Linked DNA regions of Homo sapiens: region 2 is linked to region 1. A link is a loop called in an ENCODE intact Hi-C map of the cell type or tissue named here. Cell type or tissue: endothelial cell of umbilical vein. All regions are shown on one strand. Each heading gives the region's core, and the rest is flanking DNA. Links, peaks and the distances in the headings are about the cores only. Region 1 overlaps EPB41L2 (erythrocyte membrane protein band 4.1 like 2). Region 2 overlaps LOC102723445 (a long non-coding RNA gene).

The links. Peaks named below come from ENCODE experiments on the same cell type or tissue, not always from the same donor. Only the 100,000 strongest peaks of a DNase experiment are listed, where the experiment ranks them.
Region 2: it touches region 1 in a loop (2.0-fold over the local background); 2 of 110 quality-filtered maps call a loop at or near these places.

Annotation. Positions count from the first base shown.
Region 1 is chr6:131,009,266-131,017,509 of GRCh38, reverse strand. The region is part of intron 1 of EPB41L2 (erythrocyte membrane protein band 4.1 like 2); the gene reads left to right. Among named protein-coding and RNA genes, the nearest start is that of EPB41L2, 50 kb to the left of the region's middle. RefSeq lists an enhancer at 1,327-1,496. In endothelial cell of umbilical vein, for the core only: no CTCF peak of the experiment used is centred there; DNase peaks (open chromatin) are centred at 1,469, 2,109 and 3,839; H3K27ac peaks cover 2,431 bases.
Region 2 is chr6:131,111,977-131,120,220 of GRCh38, reverse strand. The region is part of intron 2 of LOC102723445 (a long non-coding RNA gene); the gene reads left to right. Among named protein-coding and RNA genes, the nearest start is that of AKAP7, 19 kb to the left of the region's middle. In endothelial cell of umbilical vein, for the core only: CTCF peaks have their summits at 3,046 and 3,251 (motif pointing right); a DNase peak (open chromatin) is centred at 3,290.

The sequences.
Region 1 (8,244 bases), core at 1,035-6,034:
ATATATTAACATAATGTACTAAAATACAAAAAAACTGTGAATATGGTGAGAATTTATATAAAATATGAAAACAATAATGAAACTATGTGAAGTACTGTTATCATCCATTGAGAGATGTGCAAACTCTGATAAATGATTTCTACTCATCAGTGAATTTTCTGGAAGCCTAAAAATTGATTTTTAAAATCCAGCCAATGTTAGTTTGTTTTATTCCCAACAAGGTTTTACTTGCTGGGATACTGAAACCACTGAGCTGCTCCTAGTCCAGTGGTATAATGTTAAAATGTAAAACACTTTGCAAAACATGTTTATGTATATTTTTATTTAAGTATTCTAATAACTTTATGAGATAATATGACAGGTAGGATTTTTATTGTAACTCAAATTAAGTGATGGTAGTTGGACTTGAACTTACCATTTCCGATGCCTAGTTTAGTTCTTTTTATAATAGTTTCATAGTGTTTTTCCAACACACAATTTAATGTCTAGGTATACTTCATTTATGCAGCAGATTTATTGCTGAAAAAGTCATGTGCAAATAAGTGTTTAGAACAAGTGTTATTTTAAATGTAACTATAGTGGCTTTCTAATTTAAGAGACCCAGTGGTGAGTCTCTTAAAGTAAATAATGGCTTACTAATTTATTGCCAGGTTTTTTTTTTGTGTGCGAATATAGTAGTGCTTTTTTTTTTTCTTTTAGAGACAGAGAGTCTCCCTATGTCACCCAGGCTGGAGTTCAGTGGCATGATCTCAGCTCACTGCAACCTCTGCCTCCCGGGCTCCAGTGATTCTCGTGCCTCAGCCTCCCGAGTAGCTGGGATTACAGGCACATGCCATCACCTTAGTATGTACAGGAATCATCCTGGGAATTTATGAAAAACACAGATTTTCTGACCCCCTTGTTTCTCTCTGTTATTATGTTGGTTTGTTAAGGGCTGTGAGTTTTTCCCATTCATTTTGGTATTCTCTACAGTGACCAGCCTGGTGGAGTGTGTGTGTGTGTGTGTGTGTGTGTGTGTGTGTGTGTGTGTGTTTCCTTATTAAATGCTTAATAAATATTTGCAGGATGATTTCAGGAAGAGCTTTCCAGAAGCGAATACCTGAACAAAATGAATACTGTGTTAATTGTGGATGGAGAATACTAGAAATAATTCAATGCTGTTTCTAGTGTGTGCTGAAATTGGTTTTCAGTTAAGCTGTTAAGCATTATTTTTGAAACATTCTTTTTACTGGAAAGATCATTTAAAAACATGATTATTTTAAAATTCCACAGAATAATTTTGCTGGAAAAGGTATAACAGAAAATAACTGAATGGAAAAAAATCACGTTGTTTCAAACAATTATCCCAAGCCAGCTTGGAAGTTACAGTTCTCTTCTCATAGAAGATTTCTTTAGCCACAAGCTACTGGGAATTGTTCAGCCCATTGGCAGCTACACAGAACATTGCCCTTTTCACCCTGTCCAGCACACAAACCTAGACGATTCATAGCTGGAACCTATCTTCAAGAAAGTGATGGCTTTATTGAAGCCAAATGTCCAGACTTTTTCATTTAGACACATGAAGGACCTTCAGTGCTTTTGCCATATAAAAGTGAACCACAGAGACATTCTTAAAAACAACACCCGGAAGCAAATAAAACACCTGAACTTACTGTGTGCAAATTACAGATGCAGACATAGCCTATTTGGCAGTAAGTACATCTCTCTGTCTAGCTCACTCTATCCCTCTTCAGTACTAGCTGTGTGCTTTTTAATATAGTAACTGTACAATAAATATTAGTTGAATGTAGGTGGAAGTAGGATGAGAATGAACAGAAATCAGTGACCAATTCTGTATTTTTCATCTCTTTTGTTTTTTAGAAGAGTCCAGTTTTGTTTTAAGATGAGTGTTCTAATAGGGTGAATTTAAAAATGTAACAGTAGTAAAGAGATTCCTTAATTGCTCATTTAGTTTGATTTGAAGTAAATCTTCCCCAGGCTGAAGTTTTCTACTGTGGGCCAGGAAACCCATGTTTAAACTGTGAACTCGAGTGCTTTATCTTCTTATGCCAGACCTCTGGATAACGTTGGCCTAGTTGTTCTGTTGTTGTTTACTTATTCGAAAGTTATTCTTGTGAAGATGTGGACCATTAACTCAAGAAATCTCTGTTTTTACTTTTTGGTGATTGTCTTACAGGCTATTTTATGATAGTGGTGAACAGCACACAAAACTCCTTCAGACCCTCCCAAGTGAGTTTCCAACACAGACTCTTTCTTCTTGCTCTTTCCACAGATGCTTTCTCATAAGTAGTATCGATTACAGATGTACTTTGATGATGCTGATAAGCTGATAAACAATAATGTGAAATCTCTTTGATATTCTGTTTTGTTTATGGAGATGAAAGATAGCCTGGTTTACCAACATTTTCTTAAGGCAAGCAGGGAATGAAAGCATGTTTACAGTTGGTTCCTGCTCCACTGTGCAGTTTATTTAAGTTGGAAAAATTACCTAAAATAACAAGATGTGCCTTTTGTACCTAGATATAGGCAAGCAGGTCTCTTTACCTACCAGACACCCAAACATTTTCCTTTGAATTTCTATTTTGAATTCCTTGGTTTGCTTTCCGGATTTCTTCCCTGTGTAATCTATAGGATTTATTATGCTGGAATAATTTAAATTCAGAAAAGAAGTTCTGAATTTGAGCATATTTTACATTAGTGTTTATGTTGGACTCTGACTGAAAAATACTCTTTTATCTTCTCTTGAATCAAAGTGTAATGGGTCTTGTGTAATTGAATCGAGGTTCCTTTGCTTATTGTTTTTGTGTATGGGGTTTTTGGACAGTTTCTGAAATTGTACCCTTTTGGAGAGGTTGCCTTTGCGTCATTGTTGGAACTTGTTTGCAGTTGCAAGTCATTTTTGGAGACAGAAAACGTCCCTTGGAAAATATTGTGCTGATTTTTCTTTTTACACAATCTATGAATTGTGGAGCTTGGGTCACAGATTGAATTTTGGCATTCAACTCTCCCAGGACAGGGTAGTATCCAGCTTCATTTTGTGAGTGATTACAGATGCCTTTTTACCATTTGGACTTCCTTGTGTTCTAAATAAATGACCAGTCTGTGAAATTTTAAGCCAAATGGGATACAAAGGGATTCCTGGTTTTTAAAGGGTCATCTTTAATTTTGCATTTAAAAGGCAGCATTGGCTTCATTTTTAGAAATTAAATACGTTATAGCTGTTGCATAATTTACCACCTCCTACCCTCACCTCCCCTTAAATAACTGAAGGAGAAAAATGTGGGTTGATTTTGTATACTTGAATAAGAAATGTGAGAAGAACTTCGGCTTCATCCTGTGACTTGCTCAGATGTCTTTATGTGATCCATAGTATTGTAGAAAAACCTCAGATTCAAATGAAAGATATGGTGAGTGAGTGGGCTGCCTGAGTTTTTTTTTTTTTTTTAATCACACCTATTTTAACTATTTATTTGAAACATGGCAAGTTGAGAATAGTGGGACACCAAGGCACAATTAAGCATCAGGAAATAGCTTCACGTGTTGCCCATTGCATCCTGGACGATTTGGATATAAAACAGAAACAGCTGTGATTCCGAATGTCCTATAAATTTCAAATGTTGGTGTGGCACACTTTATGAGCTGATTTAATAAATAACTTTGCCCGTATGTCTTTGGTGACTTGCTTTCAATTTTCTTTACAAAAATGCAAAATATATGGGGCCCTTTCTTAATGCTAAATGAAAAATTGTGTGCATTTGGCTCTATAAAGCAAAGTAGCCTTGAGATATGGGCTTGCCTAGAAATTGACTACATTTTTGTGGGAGAACGGGTGAAAAGGGCAGTTTCCTGTGTTGCTGCCAAAAGGTCTGAACAATCTGTAGTAGCTTGTGGCTGGAAAACAACTTCTGTGAGGCAAAAACAGCAACTCTAAACTGGCTCTGGATATGTGTGAGAAAATACTCTTTTTTCTACTTGATTATTAGGCTTCATAGAAAATTTCTTTTATAAAGTGAATTTTTAATCTCAACCCCTTGAAAATGGTATTTTAGCTGATTTGGATAAAAGTCTGGGGAAATATATTTGGAGTGAGTGCAAGTGGGAAATAATGTGATACTTAAAAAAAAAGTAGCATTTATATTTTGCTTTTATTATAGCCATGTGCTTGGTTGGTAATCCATGTTTTTCTCCTGCCTTTAGAGTGAAGTAAATTTTGGCATCTTAGGCATGTATTTTACAGGATTGGGTCTTATATATATATATTTTTTTTTTTCTTTAGTTAACTGATTAGAAGTGTGTTTTCTTCTTAGTTCCTCTTGGGCAATGTCTTCCATTTTGTAGTAAAAACATGTTTACAAAATAATATGTGTAACTACTGGTAATTGCCATTTATTAGTACTTACAGTGTGCCAGGCACTGTGCTCATGTTCTTACATTGGTTACACCTTTTACTTCTCTGGATAGGGGAAATAGCTTAGAGAGGGTGTCATGTAGTTAGAAGATAGTTGGAACCGGGATTTGGAGTCCTGTCTATGTGTTGCTAATTATTATTAATACAAAATAGTTACTATTACAAATGTTCATTTTGTAGAATCAAATCAGTTAAAGAAGATTCTTGTAGAATGGGCTTGGATATGTGGAATGAAGATAGAGTTGGTTTGACTTGGTTTTAATGTTTTTACTAAACTCTTTCTTTGTTGCACTTCCGCCATGCCTGAGCACCTGTGTACCTAATCATTTAATGTAATTTTGTGGTCTCAGTTAGCAATTAGCATCACATACACTCAATCATGTTTTTATTTAAATGCTGCAGACTTTGCTTTGCTTTACTTTGTTGGACTTAATTTTCATTTTTTTTCCCTCTTCTATTGGGGATATCTATTGGCTTTTCATTAAAATGCAGGCAGTAGACCAATATGGCATAATCTTTTTCTCATCTCAATATTTTGTCCTATTCATCAACATCAGTTTCTTCTTCATTGTATAGTTAATAAGTAGCCTGATGTTCATCATCTAGTATGGTGGTTCCCAGCCCAGGTGATGTTCCGTAGGGGACATTTTTTATTTCCACAACTTGAAGGTGTGCTAGTGGTATCTAGTATGTGGTAGCCCGCCATGCTGCTAAACATCCTACAGTTCACAGGGACAGCTCCTCACAATAAAATGTTGGTAGTGCGGAGGTTGAGAAACCCTGACTTAGCTAACACAGGGCCCAGGCTAAATCTAATCCGTTAGAAGCTCTGACTTCATGAGATTTTTTTTCATAACAAAACAACTCAGTAGTAACTAGGGAAGCTCCCCCCGCCCCCATCTAGAGTCTCCCTCAGTTGCCCAGCCTGGAGTGCAGTGACTCAGTCTCGGCTCACTGCAGACTCTGCCTCCTGGGTTAAAGTGATTCTCATGCCTCAGCCTCCCGAGTAGCTGGGACTACAGGTGCGTGCCACCACGCCCAGCTAATTTTTGTATTTTTAGTAGAGATGGGGTATTGCCATGTTGGCCAGGCTGGTCTTGAACTCCTGACCTCAAGTGAGCCACCTGCCTTGGTCTCCCAAAGTGCTGGATTATAGGCTTGAGCCACTGTGCTTGGCCTGGAAAGTTGTTCTCTTCTAGAGGTGGAGGAAGAGGATATCCATCTGTTTTCTCACCCAGTCCTAACTTAGCACCCATTTACTGTACACTGGATTCTCTTTCACTTGCTTCCTGTCTTCACCCCTACTTAGGGGAGGTCACCCTTTAAACTGTTACCTGCCATTCTATTAGCCACGGTAGTCGACTGCCTATTAAGAGTGGTACCTGAACTACCTTGGCTTGGGGTGGGAGAGAAGCCAAAGAATGAAAGGAATACCCATCAAAGATATATTTCACTTAAGACAGTTTTGGCTTGAATGAAGGTCCTAGTCTGCCTCTCAGAATTATACTGAGTACCAGAGAATGCAGTTGTGATTAAGACATAAGTTTGAAGTACATGTCTATAGAGTCAAGTGTTGATTTGTAAATAGAAAGCCGAAATACAATGGTTACATGGAATTTTCAGAAGATCTTGAAGAAACTTCTCAGTTAATATCTACAAAATATCCACCTTGTTAGTGGAAAAATGGACTGATTTATTACCTCAGAAGTTCTTGGGCCTACCGTTTGTAATTTTGACTAAATTTGAAAAGTTGAAAAGAGCAACTTGTAGTGGTCTTTTATGCTTGATGCCTTTGCAGGTACTTGGGAATCTGTACCTCCTTTCTTCCCTCCATCCTTTATGAATGGCTCCAGTTTTATCCTACTTCATCCTCTATTCTTATGCTACTTTGCATATGGCTTTCTGTAGATAGTTCTCAGAATGGATTGTGATTATGCACTTACTCCCTGTGTCCCTTACTAGGCTATGAGGTCCTGGCACAGTGCTGATTACATAATAGCCAGTCGCTAAATTTTGAGTGAATGAATGGTAGAGGAGAAAAAGAAGCAAACATCTTAGCAGTCTTAACACTGGATCAGGGAAAATGGTCTGTAGGCTGATGAAAAGTCAGGGTGCTGAGGAGGCTCTTGAGTAAGTGAAGGTAGGAATTGTTGCCTTAGCTTGATCATCTTGGTGCTGTGCACGTTCCTTTTTGATGCTGGAGGTCTGGATGAGTGAGGCTAGGAGGCTGGCAGGCTAGTGTGTGGTCTTGGCTATATCTGCAGGTCCAGGAGGTGTTAATGTTTTTCACCTGAGGTTGCTCCAAGCTGAAGAATGATCTGCCTATTTGCTGGTATATGGATTTACACACTCAAATCTGATGTTTTTAAAAAATTGATGATTTAATTCTGGCCAGGTGCAGTGGCTCACGCCTGTAATTCCAGCACATTGGGAGGCTGAGGTGGGAGGATCACTTGAGGTCAGGAGTTCGAGACCAGCCTGGCCAACATGGTGAAACCCCGTCTCTACTAAAAATACAAAAATTAGCTGGGCATGGTGGTGTGTACCCATAATCCCAGCTACTTGGGAGGCTGAGACACGAGAATTACCTGAACCCAGGAGGCAGAGGTTGCAGTGAGCCGAGATTGCACCACTGTACTCCAGCCTGGGTGACAGTGTGAAACTGCGTTTCAAAAAAAAAAAAAAAATTAATTAATTCTTTATTTCTATCAGGAAGAAAGGAGTTGCAAAGCAATAGAAATGGCCCTTGATGTCCAGCAGTGATTGTACAATGACAGCACTCTTGTAGCACCTGGAATTCTGGGCAGTGCTTCTTACTCTGTCTTTGGGCAGACATGCTTCCTTAGCCTTCACTTCTACTGGCCCTTGAATTTGAAGAAACACAGCTCCATTTTACTCTGGGGTTTATATGCTTATGTGCATTAGTGTTACCATTAGTGACTTGGGTTAGAATAAATAGTAACTCTATAATGTAAATGTTTTGTTTTTGTTGAATTACATGAAAGCATTAATTAGACACTTGAATTCAATCTAGAGATAATTGTGGGAAAAGCTGTTTCTTTCAGCGAAAGGCCCACTAACAGAGCATTGGTGCTTATCACTTGTGGCCATGTCACTGGACTTGTCCCTGGCAAATTGAACATGCCTGATTGCACAGATGTTTGCATGGTTGAACAAATTATATTTGGACAATAAACTGTTAGGCCCATCAGTGATTACGGTGGCAGAACATAGTTGCATATGGACTGATTTGGTAAGAGAATTAAGAGAGAATATTACCAAACATTTTCATAAAAGGGGAGAAAACAAAAGCACTCTCTGAAAGTAAATTTTCCTGTATTTAATGGTTATGTGGCCTTCAACTTATTAATATTACTGGGGCAGATTTACCTTTTTTTTCTAAATGACTAGTTTGGTTTTTTTTTTTTGGTGGGGGTGGGTGACAGTTTGTTAAACAGAGTTTAGATTTTTCCTATTGGAGGATAGCTGTGGTTGGATTATGGCTGGGAATATGGGAACATCCAGTTACCAGTGTTACATCTTTTTAAGTCTATAATTTTTTTTTGCTTTATGTACAGGTGTGAAATATGTACAGGTACGAAATAAGTTTCTAAGAGCCTGGGAGTGTGGATTGAGTAGGGAATTCTCATAGGATTTCTGAGAATTGCTAAGGGTCTGTGTATTAGTCTGTTCTCATGCTGCTATGAACAAATACCCGAGACTGGGTAATTTATAAGGAAAAGAGGTTTAATTGACTCACAATTCCACATGGCTGGGGAGGCCTCAGGAAGCTTACAATCATGGTGGAAGGCAGCTCTTCACAGGGCAGCAGGAGA
Region 2 (8,244 bases), core at 1,164-6,163, 100 kb before region 1:
TCCCCTATTTCCTCACAACCCAGATTGGTGCTCAGCCACCCGGTTACCATACATGATTGAAGCTACAGGCTTCCTCAGGCGCTCCACTTACCAAGTAGACCTCATCAGGGCCCTGAAACTTTTATTTTTTTACTTTATTTTATTTTATTGTATTTTTTAAGAATAATAAGTAGCATAAAAAGCATCTGCTTCCCCAAAGCCCTTACTACACTGGGTTTATTATTTACTTGATGTTTTCTAAATCATCAGCAGTGCTGACATTTTTCTATTGGTCAAATATTTATCAAATGCCTAATAAATTCCCAAAAACTCACTGTGTCTTGTAAATAGGCATCATTTGTTCAAGGGGCAGCATGGCGAAGTGGTTAAGGGTATCACTTTGAAAGCCGGATTTCTATCTGTGAAAAGCTTTAGAGGCAGGCCTCCCATACTATTACAGTTTCCTGTAAAATTAAGTATGAGCTCTTCAGCTGTGGATCTGAGGCCTGCCACAATTCATTTCTACACACTTTTTTTTTCTCATTGATAATTATTCTCTAACATCTTTCAAATGGATCAAATTAATAATTTTTTGTTCCCTAACTATCTTTGAAAACGATGTCCAACAACTATATTGTAGTGTATGATACTCACTTCACCTAAAATGCCTTCTGTATCACCTGAAGGAAAAGTTTCAGTCTTTCCTTTTATGACCATCTCATATATCCCCTTCATCTGATCTTTCCAACCAAATAAGGATACTTTCTACTCTGAAAACTTCCTCTGCTTTATTTTTACCTCTTTTGGGGTGATTAAAATATTTTAGCTTTCATTATAAATAATTCTCTTACGAGATAGTTAACACTTTAAGGGAGTCTAACACTTTGCTTAGCACATAGGACAGATTTGATTTTTTTTCCAAAATAAATGATGAATTGACTGATCCATGTTCACACACCGAGGCCTCATTTCATCTGTGCTAAAAATGTGAAGTAGCAAATCCAGGAAATTTCCAGATAATTAAAAAAATTAATTGATTTTCTAGCAATTTCCTGACCAAAGCCTTGAAGAAACTACACTTCTTTTTTTTTTTCTTTTTTCTTTTTTTTTTTTTTGAGACACAGTCTGGCTCTGTTGCCCAGGCTGGAGTGCAGTGGCACAATTTTGGCTCACTGCAACCTTTGCCTCCTGGGTTCAAGGGATTCTCGTGTCTCGGCCTCCAGAGTAGCTGGGACTACAAGTGTGTGCACCACACCTAGCTAATTTTTTATAGTTTTAGTAGAGACAGAGTTTTGCCATGTTGGCCAGGCTGGTCTCGAACTCCTGATCTCAGGTGATCCACCCGTCTCGGCCTCCCAAAGTGCTGGGATTACAGGTGTAAGCCACCATTCCCAGCCTTCTCTTTTTTCTTAATCAATATTTGCCTCATTTTCTCTGTGGAAATGTGACTTTCATAGATCCCAGGGTTGAATCTCAAAGTGTTTGCCCCCAAGACCTTGATGTAATCGGACAAAAGGAAGAAACGCATCATTGGCTTCATTCCACTGTCTGGAGGGCTTAGCACTTTATATCCCTCAACCCTGGCCTCTGGTGTACTCTCCACAATTACTGGGCTCTTGTTTGTTGACCCCTCTCCAATGTATTTGACTTATTTTGGATTGATTGCGTCCCCCCTGCAACCCCTTCATTCCATTTTTTCTCCTCTTCTAATTTGGAAGTGATATTCTCTATGTTGATTGTTTTAAAGGAGTTATCCTAAATAATTAACAGGCATACTTAAAAAAATCTAAAGTTAATGTCTTTACCTTCTCCCCAAATAACACAAGGACCTTCAAAAATTTTAACTTCGACTACTGCCCTGAATTATATGCTGTTATAATCTCTCTTCTCTCTGACAATTGTTAAAAATCATCTCTTTATCTTTGGAGCTTTATAGTTTTAGCAATCTAAGCATGAATTTATTTTACTTATTCTGCTTGAAAACATTGGGCTTCCTGATTCTGAAAACTGGTATCTCTCAAAAGTTTAGAAAAAGCACCCATTTGCTATTTTATTATTGTCTATTTCCCCATAATCTTTTTCTTTCCTTCTTCCAGAACTCTAATTATGTTACGAAGTCTGACTTTGTCCTCAATTCCCTTTAGACTCTCTATACAATAGTTCCCCCTTCTCTGTGGTTTCACTTTCCATGTTCAGTTACTCACAGAACAGTACAATATATCTTAATATTTTGAAAGAGGCGAGGTGTGATGGCTCACACCTGTAATCCCAGCACTTTGGGAGGTTGAGGCAGGCGCATCACTTGAGGTAAGGAGTTCAAGACCAGCCTGGCCAACATAGTGAAATCTTTTCTCTACCAAAAACACAAAAATTAGCTGGGTGTGGTGGCATATGCCTATAATCCCAGCTACTTGGGAGGCTGAGGCATGAGAATCACTTGAACCCTAGAGGCAGAAGTTGCAGTGAGCCCAGATTGTGCCACTGCACTCCAGCCTGGGCAACAGAGTGAGATTCTGTCTCAAAAACCAAGAAAAAAAAGATATTTTGAAAGAGAGGGAAAGACCACATTCACATAATTTTTATTATAGTATATTGTTACAATTGTTCTGTTTTATTTTTAGTTATTGGTGTTAATCTCTTACTGTGCCCAATTTATAAATTAAACTTTATCATAGGTACATATGTATAGGAAAAAACAGTCTTATATATGTAAGATTTAGTACTATTTGCAGTTTCAGGCTTCCACTGGGGGGTCTTAGAACATATTCCCCTCAGATAAAGGGGGACTACTGTATTTTCCAACTCTTTGTTTCTCTGAGCGTAATTTTAAACAAGCCCATTAAATGTTTCCTCCAGTTCACTAATCCTTTCTTCAGCTTTGTCTAATATGCTATTTCTCCAGCTTTTGAATTTTGAACTTCAGGTATTATATTTTTCATTCCTAGGCCATCCATTTGGTTCTTTTTCAAATCTACTTGAATTTTTTCTAGTCTATTGTTCCTGTTTGCAGGTTTTTACTTCTTTAAACATACTAACCACATTATTTTCTAGTCTATATTTGATCATTCTAATATCTGAAATCTTTGCATATTTTATTATAATAACCTTTCTGGCTTTCTTTCTGGTTCATACTTACATTACCTTTATTTCTTATATGTTTTGTGTTTTTTTTTTTTCATTGTGAGCTTGTATTCGATCTTTATCTGAGGAAATTCTTTGAAGCCTGGTTTGAAGTTGCATTCCTCCAAAAAGAATATCGTTTTATTTGTGTCACCAGGGGGCACTATTAACCTGGAACAACTTAAATTCCTTACTTGGCGTTTCATACTACATTGGTAGGGTTGCCAAATAGAATACAGGGCATCCAGTTATGTTTACATTTCAAATAAACAAGAAATTATTTTTTGTGCAATATTTGGGACATACTTATACTAAAAAGTATTCATTGTTTATCTGAATTCAAGTTTAACTACGGATGCTCTATTTTTATTTGCTAAATTTTGCAGCGCTATGCATCACTAGCTTGAATCTGGCTTTAGACCCACATAAGCACTTGGTTGAGTTTATGAATTCTCAGAGAATTTTTTTTCCTCTTCTCCCAGGGCAAAAGTTGAGAGAGGCAAGTTTTCAATGTCTTCTTCTTTAGATAGACATATTTCTTGCTCACTTGTATACTGAGAGTGTTGCCATTAGAAACTTAGCTCTATGCAGGGATCACCTATTAGATTCCTCACCATAGGCCGATCTGTTATCCTCTGCATACCATTTCTCAAAATGTAAATTCAAGGTCCCTTAGGTTGACCCTTAGGGTGAAAACGTGCCTCAGAAATCATTTACCTTTCAGGAGTCTTTTCTTTTCTTTTTTTCTTTGTTGTTGTTTCCATAGATTCCTTACAGTTTTGCCTGCTATATAAAAGCATTTAACATATTATTTATATAGTATATTCAGTACTTGGAGGTTTTTTCAGGCGGCCAGTAGGAGAGAAGGTATTGGGAGTGGGGCCATTCAGAGTATCTCAAATGCTATTCCATCAGAACTAGATATCCTTCAATCCATTCCTGCTGAATCTGCCTTCTGGTATTCTTGGTGTCTCCTTGAAGTTACAGTGTTCCACAACAGTACGTGGGTCTATTCCAGAGTAGTTAGTATCGTGTGTCTTTGCTTTCATACTCTGCAAAAACTGGTGATCTCTCCAGTGACAGAGTACAAGACCTTGCTCTAAGCTCAATCTAATGACTTGGGCATGGTACCACATTAATTTCCTACCAGTGCTCTTTCTCTGAGGCTAGAATCTAGTTCCCTGTGACCTAAATTCTTGGGGAGTTCTACAGTGTATTAATCTAATGCTGCCACCACCACTACCTCAATACCTCAGCATGTCTTCTGAGTTAGTCCTCAGGAATCCCATTCAAACTGGTGTGTCTTAACTACAGTTTCTGGAAACACACCTAAGATTCCACATGGGATTAGCCTTAGATTAGTTTTTTAGTTTCTTTTAGGAAGATCAGTTTTCAGATCAGGATTAGATTCCACTGGGCAACTCTACCTTCATGGGTGAGTGACTAGCAGCTTCTTCCTCGTCCCTATCAGTCCCAGTGTCAGAGGTTTAGTTTGTCTTTCTTCCAGGCCCACCCAGCACAATACACCTTCAGTGGTGTGCTAGAGCTGGCTTATACCAGATTGCAAGAGTCAACTTTTAAACTTTCAGGAATCTTGAGTGCTGGTTATTAAGTCCAGCTATTATTAAAAATTAAATTAGGGAGACATAATCAAATAAATTATATTTAAAACAATGGTAACTATAAAACTCTTAGAAGAAAACATAGGAGTTAATCTCTCTGCTTTGGATTAGGCAATGATTTTTTAAATACGACATGACATCAAAAGTGCAAACCACAAAAGAAAAATTAAATAGGCCGGGCGCAATGGCTCATGCCTATAATCCCAGCACTTTGGGAGGCTGAGGTGGGCAGATTACTTCAGGTCGGGAGTTCGAGACCAGCCTGACCAACATGGAGAAACCCCACCTCTACTAAAAATACAAAAATTAGCTCGGTATGGTGGCGCATGCCTGTAATCCCAGCTACTCAGGAGGCTGAAGCAGGAGAATCGCCTGAACCCAGGAGGTGGAGATTGCAGTGAGCCGAGATTGCGCCATTGCACTCCAGCCTAGGCAACAAAAGCAAAACTCCATCTCAAAAAAATATAACTAAAACTAAAATAAATACATAAATCAAAATTTAAAAGTTTCATGCTTCAAAGGACACTATCAAGAAAGTGAAAGTACAGCCGATATAATGGGAGAAAATATTTGCAAATCATACAAGGGCCTTCAAAAAGTTCATGGAAAATGCATATTATGAAAACATTATGCATGGATTTCAAGTTGTTTTTGCACCAAAATAAACTCATACTAACTTGTTATAAAATATCTGAAGAGGATCTACATTGGGACACTAAGAAGGCTAAGACATCAGTTTGAAAAGAGCTTCTATCAGAGCAATATGACTTCTGCTAAAATTGAAGCAAGAATAAACATCAAATTTATGGTGAAATTTTGGTGAGAGAATGGTGAAATCATTAATGATTTACAAAAAGTTAACGAGAACAATTTCCCAAAGAAATCAGCAGTTTACAAATGGATAACTTGGTTTAAGAAGGGATGAGACAATTTTAAAGAAAAAGCCTACAGTGGGAGACCATCACATCAATTTTCAAGGAAAAAAATTAATCTTGCTCTTGCCCTATCTGAAGAGGATTGACAAATAACAGCAGAAACAATATCAATACCATAGGCATCTCAATTGGTTCAGCTTACATGCTCCTGATTGAAAAATTAAAGTTGAGGGCTCAGTGGCTCATGCCTATAATCAAAGTGCTTTGGAAGCCCGAGTGGAAGCATTGTTTGAGGCCAGGAGCTTGAGACCAACTTGGGCAACATGGTGAGAACTCATTGCTACAAAAACAATTTTTTTTTTTTTTTTTTTTTGAGACGGAGCCTCCCTCTGTCACCCAGGCTGGAGTGCAGTGCGCAATCTTGGCTCACTGCAATCTCTGCCTCCTGGGTTCAAGCGATTCTCCTGCCTCAGCCCCCTGAGTAGCTGGGATTACATGTGCCTGCCACCACACCTGGCTATTTTTTTTGTTTTTTGTGTTTTTAGGAGAGATGGGGTTTCACCATATTGTCCAGGCTGGTCTCGAACCCCTGACCTCAAGTGATCCACCCGTCTCAGCCTCCCAAAGTGCTGGGATTACAGGCGTAAGCCACCACACCCGGACAATCTCCTACTGGCTTTTATTAGTTGTACGTCTTTATGCTGTTTTTACCCAGTCTAAATTTTACAGATAAAACTTGTCTGAGTTCAGTGGCTTACACCTATAATCCCAGCACTTTAGGAGGCCAAGATGGGCGGATCACTTGAGGTCAGGAGTTCAAGACCAGCCTGGCCAACATGGTGAAACCCCGTCTCTACTAAAAATACAAAAAAAAATTTAGCTGGGGGTGGTGTCAGCGACCTGTAATCCCAGCTACTCAGGAGGCTGAGGCAGGAGAATTCCTTGAACCTGGGAGGCAGAGGTTGCAGTGAGCCCAGATCACACCACTGCACTCTAGCCTGAGCAACAGAGTGAGACTCCGTCTCAAAAAAAAAAAATAATAAAATTAGCTAGGTGTTGTAGCACACACCTATAGTCCCAGCTACTCTGGAGGCTGAGGTAAGAGGATTACTGGAGCCCAGGAGGTTGAGATTACAGAGAGCTAAGATTGTACCACTGCACTCCAGCCTGGGTAACAGCGTGAGACCCTGTCTCTATAACTAAACAAAGCAAAACAAAAAAGCCTTTAAAAGGCATCCATTTTTCTTCAGTTAATAATGTAAGAAAAACTACATTGACATAGTTAAATTCTCAGGAATCTCAATTATTTAGAGATGGACTAAATAAGTGGCTGGTGTTTTGGCTTCCAAAAGTGTCTTGACTTTGATGGAGCTGATGTTGAGAAATAATGTTTATATTTATCATTTTTATCTTTTAATTCCATTTTTCCACGAACTTTTTATTTTTATTTTTTTTGAGACGGAGTCTTGCTTTGTCACCCAAGCTGGAGTGCAGTGGCGCGATCTCAGCTCACTGCAAGCTCCACCTCCCGGGTTCACACCATTCTGCCTCAGCCTCCCGAGTAGCTGGGACTACAGGCACTCACCACCATGCCCGGCAAATTTTTGTATTTTTAGTAGAGACGGAGTTTCACCATGTTAGCCAAGATGGTCTCGATCTCCTGACCTTGTGATCTGCCCGCCTCGGCCTCCGAAAGTGCTGGGATTACAGGCGTGAGCCACTGTGCCCGGCTCCACGAACTTTTTGAAGTCCCCTTTTATATCTGATAGAAACGTATATCCAGGATGTATATAAAAACCTCCTATAATTCAATAATAATACAAAATCCGATTAAAAAACAGATAAAGGATTTTGGGTACAGTGGCTCATGCTTGTAGTCCCAACATTTTGGGAGGCTGAGGCAGGCAGATAACCTGACATCAGAAGTTCGAGACCAGCCTGCATGGTGAAACCCCGTCTCTACTAAAAATACAAAAATTAGCTCAGCATGATGACATGCACTTGTAGTCCCAGGTACTCAGGGGGTTGAGGCAGGAGAATCACTTGAACACCGAGTGGCAGGCACTAGGTTGGCTATAATTTTAAAAGACAGACAATAAAAAATGCTGGCAAGGGTGTGGGGAAATTAGAAATGTCCAGTATAGCAAATCCACAGGGACAGAAAGTAGATAGGTGTTTGCCTAGGGCTGGGAGAGGGGTGTGGCTGCTAAGGGTTATGGGGTTTTATCTTTGGAATGATGAAAATGTTCTGAAATTAGATTGTGGTGATGGCTGCAAAACTCTATATAAATATTCTAAAAACTATTGAACTGTATACTTTAAATGGATGATCTGTGTGGTGTATGAATTGTATCTCCATAAGCTGTTAATTTAAAAAATGTAATAAATATGCAAACATATCACTTTCTAATTATTTTACAACATTTTACTATTGTCTAAACTCCTGAGGTTATTTACCGAAAGATGATGCCCAAGTGGCCCCAGGACATAGAATCAAATTGTGTATGATATTAAAACAACAAGAATTGTTTATCTCAACTAATATCTTGTTTATATCTTTGTAACAGACAGCCAGATGGTAGTGAGTGCTAATACTGTGTACTAATCCTTTAGGAGGACTAGTTTGCTTGAGGTTTAGACACAAACAG